Linked DNA regions of Mus musculus: region 2 is linked to region 1. The links are chromatin loops, found by intact Hi-C in ENCODE. Cell type or tissue: left cerebral cortex. All regions are shown on one strand. Each heading gives the region's core, and the rest is flanking DNA. Links, peaks and the distances in the headings are about the cores only. Region 1 overlaps Ank2 (ankyrin 2, brain). Region 2 overlaps Ank2 (ankyrin 2, brain).

Region 1 (4,394 bases), core at 164-4,163:
GATGTGCATTTTGGTCTTCATATGGGCCCTGAACAACTGGAGCAGGGGCTATCCCAAAAGCTCTTGCCTGACCGTGGGATATGTTCTTCTAGCTGGGCTGCCTTGTGTGGCCTCAGTGGAAGAGGAGGCACTTAGTCTTACAGAGACTTGATGTGTCAGAGTCAGGGGATAGCCAGGGGAGCTCCACCCGCTCAGAGGAGAAGAGGAGGAGGGATTGGGGGAGGAGGTAATTAGGAGGGGGTATCGAGAGGGATGTAAAGTGAATAAAAAAAGAAACAAACAAACAAACAAAGAACTATCATCAACTCAGAGACTCTGAATTCTGCTGAGTGAACACACACCAGCAGTCTACACTCATGGCACACCCGCCCTAGCCAGCTCTGTCTGCCTTTACAAAAAGATGATGCCGTACAGGCAGGAACCTCAAACAAACAGACTTTCCTTAGCTGGGAAGAGGACACCATCTTGGCTGGAAATGAAGAAAAGCCATGTACATGAAAGATGCAGTAACAGGGAACACTAGGTTCGGATTCAAGTACCCCTCTAGCTAAATGTCTTACTTGATTATCTTCAAACAGAAGATTATTATTTGGCTGGCTGTTTTGCTGGCTGGTTAGTTGGTTGGTTGGTTGCTTGCTTAATTGGTTGGTTAAGTGGGTGGTTGATTAGTTCTTTGATTGGTTGATGCTGCTTGCTTGCTTAATTAGTTGGTTGGTTGGTTGGTTGGTTGGCTGGTTGGTTGATTGGTTGGTTGGTTGGTTGGCTGGTTGATTGGTTGATTGGTTGATTGGTTGGTTGGTTGTTGGTTGGTTGGTTGGTTGGTTGGTTGGTTTTAAAGCCAGGGCTACCATGTATCCCTGAACATATTATGTACCCCCAGGGCCTAGAATTTACTACGTATTCCCAGACTGGCCTATAACGCATAGTACTCCTCTTGCCTTGGTGTGCCAAGTGCTGGGATTACAATGTGGCCCACCACACTTGGCAGTGAAACTACAGTTAATCTATCCAAAGACAAACTATTAATTCCGGTCATGGTATATCTCTCGTCTTTCAGTAACTACGCTTCTGTTCCTCAGAACACACACAGGCCACACCTCCTCTCACTTCCCTTTCCCTGCTTCTACTTCCCCCAAGGCTAGAATGGGAGGGAGCTTAACTGGACTGTAAGAGAAATGAGAGAAATGATTTATACAGAGAATGAGTTTTCCATAGAACATTAGTTAGATAAACAAACCAATTTATTAATCATTCTGCACCACACGACCTTCACCTCAAAAGTGAAACTCAGACATTCCTAAGGCCCAGGAGGACGATGCGCATGCGCAGTTCCTGATACCTCTGCAAAACTCCAATCAGCTGTGTTGATGAGCATCCTGGTCAGAGGTGAGAGGGCGATACTGTCCAGAGCCCTCCGAGTCCTCCCTTCCTTGCCTTCTTTGCTTCCCTCCCTTCCACACATTCTGCAATTGTGCTGCACACTGGATGAAGTACCAAGGGGCAAGTCCAAGTTTAGACTCGCATTTGATGAGGCTATTTCTCCCGTTCCTCCAGGTCTTTAAATTGGACACAGGAAAGCAGCAGGCCACCTTTTAATGGAAAACGTTTTTCTTGCTAAATTTGTATTGCTTTCCAATTTAAGCTCTTGCCATTGTGTTCCCACAAATGACACAATTTAACAGTGCATGGGCGGATTCTCTAGAGACCGAGAGGGTTCATGAAAATATTCATGAGAGGTGTGTCATTTTCCTTCCGCGCTACCCACTGCACCCAATTTAGAAAGACAAACTCTCGGCAGATGGGGCTCCTGGCCTCTTTCCAATACGTGATTTGAATTGTTTTTCAGACACCACAAATCAGAGGCAGACTGAAGCTGCAAATACTTTTTTTCTTTTTGTTCCAGAGACTCAAGTGATGTTTTGGAGGTAAGGCAGGGTGCATGTTATTCTGCCTCTTAATGGGCTGTCAGAGTATGTTGGCTGGTGGTGTGAGCTGTTTGGGGGTTCTTAAGGCTACGGGGGGCTTCTTCTCACTACACTTCTCTCTGTAGTCCAAGGGACAGTGGGTGACCCCTAACAATAGTGCAGTGGCCCGAAAGAAATAAGATTCTAGTTTCAATCCAGTTCCTTAATGGAGAACCACCACCATTACACAACTCATCACCCAAGCTATGACTATTGGGACTGAAGGGACAATGGCCAGCAGAGGCCCTGGCTCTGCACTATTGAACGTTTTAATCGGCGTCCTTGGGGACGTCACAAGGAACACACTCATTAAGTTTACATGAGAAGCTGGCTTACAGGGGGCAAGGGCAACCTCGGAGAAAACAGGAATCGACTTGCTGTGGCCGCATCCAGATGGACCCTTTGTCAAAGGCAACGAGGCCAACAAAGCCAGCATCACAGGGAAGGGAGGAAGCCGTGGAAACACACTGACCCAGTCAGGAGCTCCGAGGCCGAGGCTTAGCTGCGTTCACTGAACTCTGCACGAAGCACGTCACTTTGCTTTTACATCTCAGGACATCTTAGTGACATCCGGCTGTGAAAACACTGCCCACGACCAGCCCCAGTCACGGACTAGAGGCAGGCAAAATTCAAACTGCGTCTGTCTTGGTGGCATTGTGCGTGTGCCCACCCGTTTGCACAAGAAATTAACATTAGATCACCTCTATTTCTCTTCTCCTTATCTTTGTTCTAATCACAATAAACTAAAGTTATGATCACATGGAGAAATGCTTTGGGTGAGTTAAAGAAATTTTTCCAATAGTTTCTCTCCATAATAGCTCCTCAAGGCAGGGTCTCTCACTGACCCTGGGGCTCATCTATTGTCTAGATGTGGCTGGCCAGTGGGTCCCAGGATGTTCCTTTCTCTATGCCCCGCCCCCAGGGCTGATTTGGGATCTGAATTCAGGGTCTCCGTTTACACAGCAAACACTTCACTGACACACTCAACACACAATTTCTTATAGTGTCTTACAGCAATCCTGTTTCTTGTATACAGACATGCACGCGCAAACACACACTCACTCTTGTAGTGTCTTACGGCAATGGTCACATGTTAACCCTTCCCTTTATACTCCTGACCTTCCTCTTGGTTTCTGGAGCCACTTTCCTATTATTTTTAAATAAAAGAGTGAGCTGAAGCTCGAGATAAGACGAACGTGATGAGTAGGTGTGCTTTCTGAGAGGTGCGGGGGCTGGACTCAGCTGTCTGTCTCAGAGATTCTGATAACTCAGTCACTCTGAAAGGAAGTGACTCTCAGACTTGGCTGGCAGCAATGCAAATGAAGGCCACCCCAGGAACCCAAAATTTATGACATTGATATTGTCAGTTTTGTTCTAGATGAACAACATTAAGTTGCAGCAAAAATAATAAGACTCAAATGCCCTTTGTCCAAAAAAGGAAAAAAGGGAGGAGAGAATGAGAGGCAGAGAGAGAGAGAGAGAGAGAGAGAGAGAGAGAGAGAGAGAGAGAGAGAGAGAGCTGAGTCTAACAGTCTCGGGAATTGAAATGCCTCCCTGTAAGAGAGATGAAGATGAACCACCCCTCAAGAGCTCCACTGAAACAGGTACCCAGAAAAAAAGGTTCCTTTTGCTAAAACACATGGAATCCAGCAAATGAAATGCTGTTTCTGCCTTCACTCTGTCTGTCTTCTTTTCTTAGGCTAAATGCACAGAGACAAGTCCTTGTCCTTAACCTCTCCTCTCTAGCCACCTTAGATTCCCAGCACAATAGAGCAGATACCTTATGACACAACCTGCCCACACACACCCAGATGAAGGCAATTATCCACAGTGTCTGGGGCTGCGTCTGAACTCAGAGGTGAGCGTCTTGAAAGAGTCAGATTAGCGGAACTTTTGGGCCATCTTCCAGAAGGAGAATTGAGATAACTCACACCTGGACCAATTAACTATGCAGAAGACCCCATGGCTCCTGCCTCAGTCCTTCCACTGTTTAAGCCTAAAGCTCATGTCAGTACCACTCAGGTGAACCTGGTGGCTCTCTGGGCATCCTTATCTGTTTTCTCAAATGTGACCACACTGAATAAACCCCCCTTCTCTGCTTTCCCCATTACTCCTCTCATTGACTGGGATGTATTGTGAGTGGGTAGCCGAAGCTACACTGCTTCAGTTCATCCTAACACCCCTGGTCACGTGGCCACCCGGAAACTGCCTCTGTAAGTGTAACTCCTGGCTTGTTTTTGTTTTTTAAGTTGTGATTCTGCCATGAGCTCGACAGAGACAAGCTGAGAGTTTCTGCCTCCCTCCTCCCTGCCACTTGTTACTAACAACATAAATACATTCATTTCTTCCTACTTTTCCTGCGTATTGGGTTATTTTCCCTTGATGAACGCAAGTTTTCAGACCCAGAACCACGCATTACAACTGCAGGCT
Region 2 (4,394 bases), core at 128-4,127, 110 kb before region 1:
GGTCTATCCCCAGTTTCTTCAGAGAAGTTTTAAATGAAGAGTTGAGAGAGTGAAATTCCTCTCTCTACCCTGTAAGGAGCTGTCCTTTGTCCTCCATCAGTCACCAAGGGCGCCTCTGTACCAAACAGAAAGGTGGCTTAGCAGAAAAAAACAATAGCGGAGTCTTCTTGAACATTTTTTAAACTATTATTTCTCGAGATAGGGTCTCAATATCTATGCCAGGATGCTACTGAAGTCCACAAGTTGCCCATGGAGGCCCTGTACTCAAAATGCTTCTGCCTCGGCCTCCTGCATGCTGTGATTACAGGTGAGCCCCACCACATCCAACCCTTGTCTGGAGCTCTAATACACAGCCAGCTTTGTTACACACTGACCAGGTTTTCAAATAAGCAATTGCTTCCTGAAGGAAAACGGGTTCTGGGTTAGAACTGTTTAGGGCTATTTGGGTATGTTTCTGTGGCTAAAACAGAAAGATAGTAATCTGAACTATTTTCCTGATCTTCTAAATGTCTCCAGTCTAGGGATCTGAAACCTCAGGCGACCTGACCCTGCCTCCCTGCTCTCACACATTCGGATAGTGTGCACAGTACCTGACCGTTACTTATCTAGCAATCTATAAGGGTACTAAAGGAAGCCCAAGCATCGTATGTGTCATATAGCAGCCACAAAAATCTCAAGTCGTTAAATGAGCAACACAGGGGCAGAAGAACTGTGAAGGAATATGGCTGGTTGAATCCAGCACCAGTAGCTGTTCGGTTGGACTCTTTAAGTCATCTTAGAAATCTTGTCTTCTGGAGTTTTAAAAACCAAGTGTATGTATCTGTATATTTGAGAGCAAATTCTTTCTTTTAATATTTATTTATTATGTATACAATGTTCTGCCTGCATGTATGACTGTAGGTCACTAGAGGGCACCAGATCTCATTATAGAAGGTTATGAGCCATGATGTGGTTGCTTGGAATTGAACTCAGGACCTCTGGAAGAGCAGACAGGGCTCTTAATCTCTGAGCCATCTATCCAACCCAAGAGCGATGTCTTAACCCATTTGTCATTCAATCTATAGGATAACGCCATACACAGAGAAACCATAATTAAAGTAACCACTGAACACAGTTATTATCCATGTCTTCGGTACTTAATATACATTGTTTTTTACTTTCTTGCAATAATATGAAGTAGACACTATTATCTCTCTTTTATATGCAACTAAATGATGATATCAAGTTAATTTGCCCATAATTAAACTTTAGTTACTGGCAATGGATGAAGGGAAGTAAAATACATAATGTAGTCAATCTTAGAGGTTATACAGTTAATTTGAGGCGTAATCCAGTCTCTCTTGCCTGGTACTTGTCCAGATTCAACAGATATAGAATCAGCCACAGGTATAAACACAAATTCTGTCTCTGTAACTCTGGGATCTGAAACATGATACATCTCTCTCTCTCTCTCTCTCTCTCTCTCTCTCTCTCTCACACACACACACACACACACACACACACACACACAACCCAGACTATCAGACTGGTTTGAGGACAGTTGAATTAGTGAAGACTCAGGTCATTGTTACCTCCAGAGTAGCCACGATACTTCTTAACATCACTGTTCATGTGCACACCACACACACACACACACACACACACACACACACACCTCACAGCCCCACATAGATGAAATGTTATAATGTGTTTGCTGTTTTGCATAGTGAGACTCATATTTAGTGCCAGATGTCATTCTAAATAAACTGAAATATTCTCACCCTGGTTTTCATCTTTGCACATGCCCACACCTTAAAAATAACTCGAGTACACTGACACCATTCAGACAGCCTGGGATAAGAGAAGCCATGACAACAGCAACACATGTCTTTATTTTATAAGGAAACTTCAGTTTCCATCTAGCTTCACTCTGGCTAATTTTGTTACCTGTCATTATAATATCTATGATAATAAATCCTTAAGTCTCATTTAGACTGTCACAAAGTTTGCTTAAAATGGCTTTAAAATAAGAGAGAGAGAGAGAGAGAGAGAGACCATTTTGAAATTTGGTGGCAGCTGTGACATGTTTGAGAGGTAAGGAGAGAGACTTGGAAAAATGGCCATGGTAAACAAACGCCTGTTCTTTGCAAGTCACCCAAAGGGTCTCTCTCTCTCTCTCTCTCTCTCTCTCTCTCTCTCTCTCTCTCTCTCTCTCTCTCTCGCTGTGTTCCAGTGGTCTAATCTAGGGACCTCTATCTCTAGATGGAGATGGCACAACACAGTTGACCACTGACAGTTACTGTGATTAAAAAGCAATTTGAGTAATTTTTCTACAGTATTGATCCATTCCATTCCTCTGATATCAAAAACAGAAGTCTTAAAATTTTCATTTCATTAAAAAAAAAATCACAGATTTTTGCCAGGCATGCCTGTCACAATTGGGAGCCTGAGGGATTGGGACCAGGAATCTAAGGCCAACCTGGCCTGCATAGGGAGACCATGTCTTGAAATTTTAGAAAATAAAAAAAAAAAAAACTAAAAGATTTTTAAAAAATCAATTCATATGACAATAACTAGAACATGACAATAACTAGATTTTGGAGTAAGTTTAATAATGATAAACTTGTAGAACATAGAATACAAATCAAGATCCTGGAAGTCTGACTCAGTGTGGTTAAGAACACTTGTTCTAGCAGAGGTCTGAGGTTCGCTTCCCAGAAGTCACATGGTGGCTCACAACAACCTGCAAGTCCAGTTCCAGGGCATCCAACACCCTCTTCTAGCCTCTGCAGGCTCCAGGCATTCACACAGCGCACACAACATTCAGGCAATCAAAACATTCACACACACACATAAAAGCGTATTTTTTAAAAAAGCAGATTATACATCAAACTCCTAGGAAACCCAACATTTGATCAAAAGATTTGACCATGCTTGGTTTAATTTGTCTAAATTTTTAAATTCAGAGTTTAAGGTAATTTGGACTTACAATTAACACCGCCTCCCTTTTTTAAAAATAGCTTTACAAGGGTGGTGAGGGTGGTCAAAAATCTCAGGTTGGGTTGGCCTGGATTTTAATGTTTTGGTGAAAATGACTGATAGGCAGGATTTGTTAAAGCAGCAGGCACAATCTGTGCTAAAGTGTCCACTGCCAAGATAGGCTTTTATGATGAGATTCAGAGACAAGCAATCTACAGTTATTCAGAGCTTAATGAGGAAGCAGAGAGGATTCTGAAATGCGATTCTTTTTATTTCCATTCATCTACTAAGACTCTCCACTCTTATCACTGATGCGAATTCAACCTCCCTAATAGCACTTTCTAAATTACCTTTGATTATTAAGGATCAGAGGGATGCTTGGATCATGCTAACCATTATTGTATCATTGGCTCAAACTCAAACACCGATCACAGCCAAGCAGGTTGCATAAGTATGGGATGTGGGTGATGGTGACCGGTTGTAAACAGTCCATCTGAATCAGTTTCACATCGTCATGTTCAAGCCATAAGGCTGGCTTGATGTTGCAGTATTTTTGTAGCGAAATTAGAATTTCAAAGTTTTTGTAGAAAGTCTTCTGATAGTGAACTGGTAACAAACTCTAATTTAAAAATCTACTGAGAGAAAGCTGGAATGTGTTTGTGGTTTGATCTGAACATCCCAGGATTTTCAGTCCCAGGATTCACGGTAAGGGATGCAGTCTGAGCAGATATGGATGCATCAAAACGACGCAGCAAAAAGAACAAACTGTGAAAAGCCAGCTTTTTGCCTTTATGTCAGTTGCAGGTTTCTCAGGGTAAGCGTTAAGAAGCTCATTGGGGTAAGGGAGTTAGCTCAGTGGTAGAGCGCTGCTCTATCAAGTGCCAGGCCCTAGGTTTGGCAAGGCAGTTCCAGGCAAAGCAGGAGGACAAAAAACCAAACCCAACAACAACATATAAAGCCCTAAAATCTTGCCTACCCCTTTAAAAGGAGACATCTTAGGAGAATACCCAGTCCATTACAGTCCTTTAAGAGTTTCATCGTAGCATACTGCAATAGTATTTTGAGATGCCAAAGGGAATTGGATTTTTGGAAAGAAGGAAAGTTAAGAGTAGTCCTATATGCTATACAATGGTTGCTTATCAGAGATTTTAGATCTTTATAAAAACTACATTCAAGGCTTGAGCAGTCTGTAGGAAGAAAAGTTATTAACTGAGGAATCTCGTAGGGGAAAGGCTTTCTGAGGTAGCAGTGTGTCTCCATTAGTCAAAGCCATCCTCTTCCTCCTAGATGGCTCCACAGACTTCTCGTAGGAGTGCACCTGGTTCTGATACTATTAACTACCCGAGGGATGGAGACTCTTCATACAACTGCTACGCATTGCTTGATTCTACACACATAAACAGCACAACACTAAATAAAGAATGATCACATCGCAG

What was found. A loop is a pair of places that touch in the nucleus more often than their neighbours do. Peaks named below come from ENCODE experiments on the same cell type or tissue, not always from the same donor. Only the 100,000 strongest peaks of a DNase experiment are listed, where the experiment ranks them.
Region 2: it touches region 1 in a loop (3-fold over the local background); 9 of 42 quality-filtered maps call a loop at or near these places.

The regions. Positions count from the first base shown.
Region 1 is chr3:127,291,963-127,296,356 of GRCm38, forward strand. All of the region lies in intron 1 of Ank2 (ankyrin 2, brain), which reads right to left. Among named protein-coding and RNA genes, the nearest start is that of Gm52631, 92 kb to the right of the region's middle. In left cerebral cortex, for the core only: no CTCF peak of the experiment used is centred there; DNase peaks (open chromatin) are centred at 1,771, 2,398, 3,197 and 3,704; H3K27ac peaks cover 2,241 bases.
Region 2 is chr3:127,185,530-127,189,923 of GRCm38, forward strand. The region is part of intron 1 of Ank2 (ankyrin 2, brain); the gene reads right to left. Among named protein-coding and RNA genes, the nearest start is that of Gm16958, 26 kb to the left of the region's middle. In left cerebral cortex, for the core only: a CTCF peak has its summit at 902 (motif pointing right); DNase peaks (open chromatin) are centred at 1,764, 3,098 and 3,480; H3K27ac peaks cover 1,088 bases.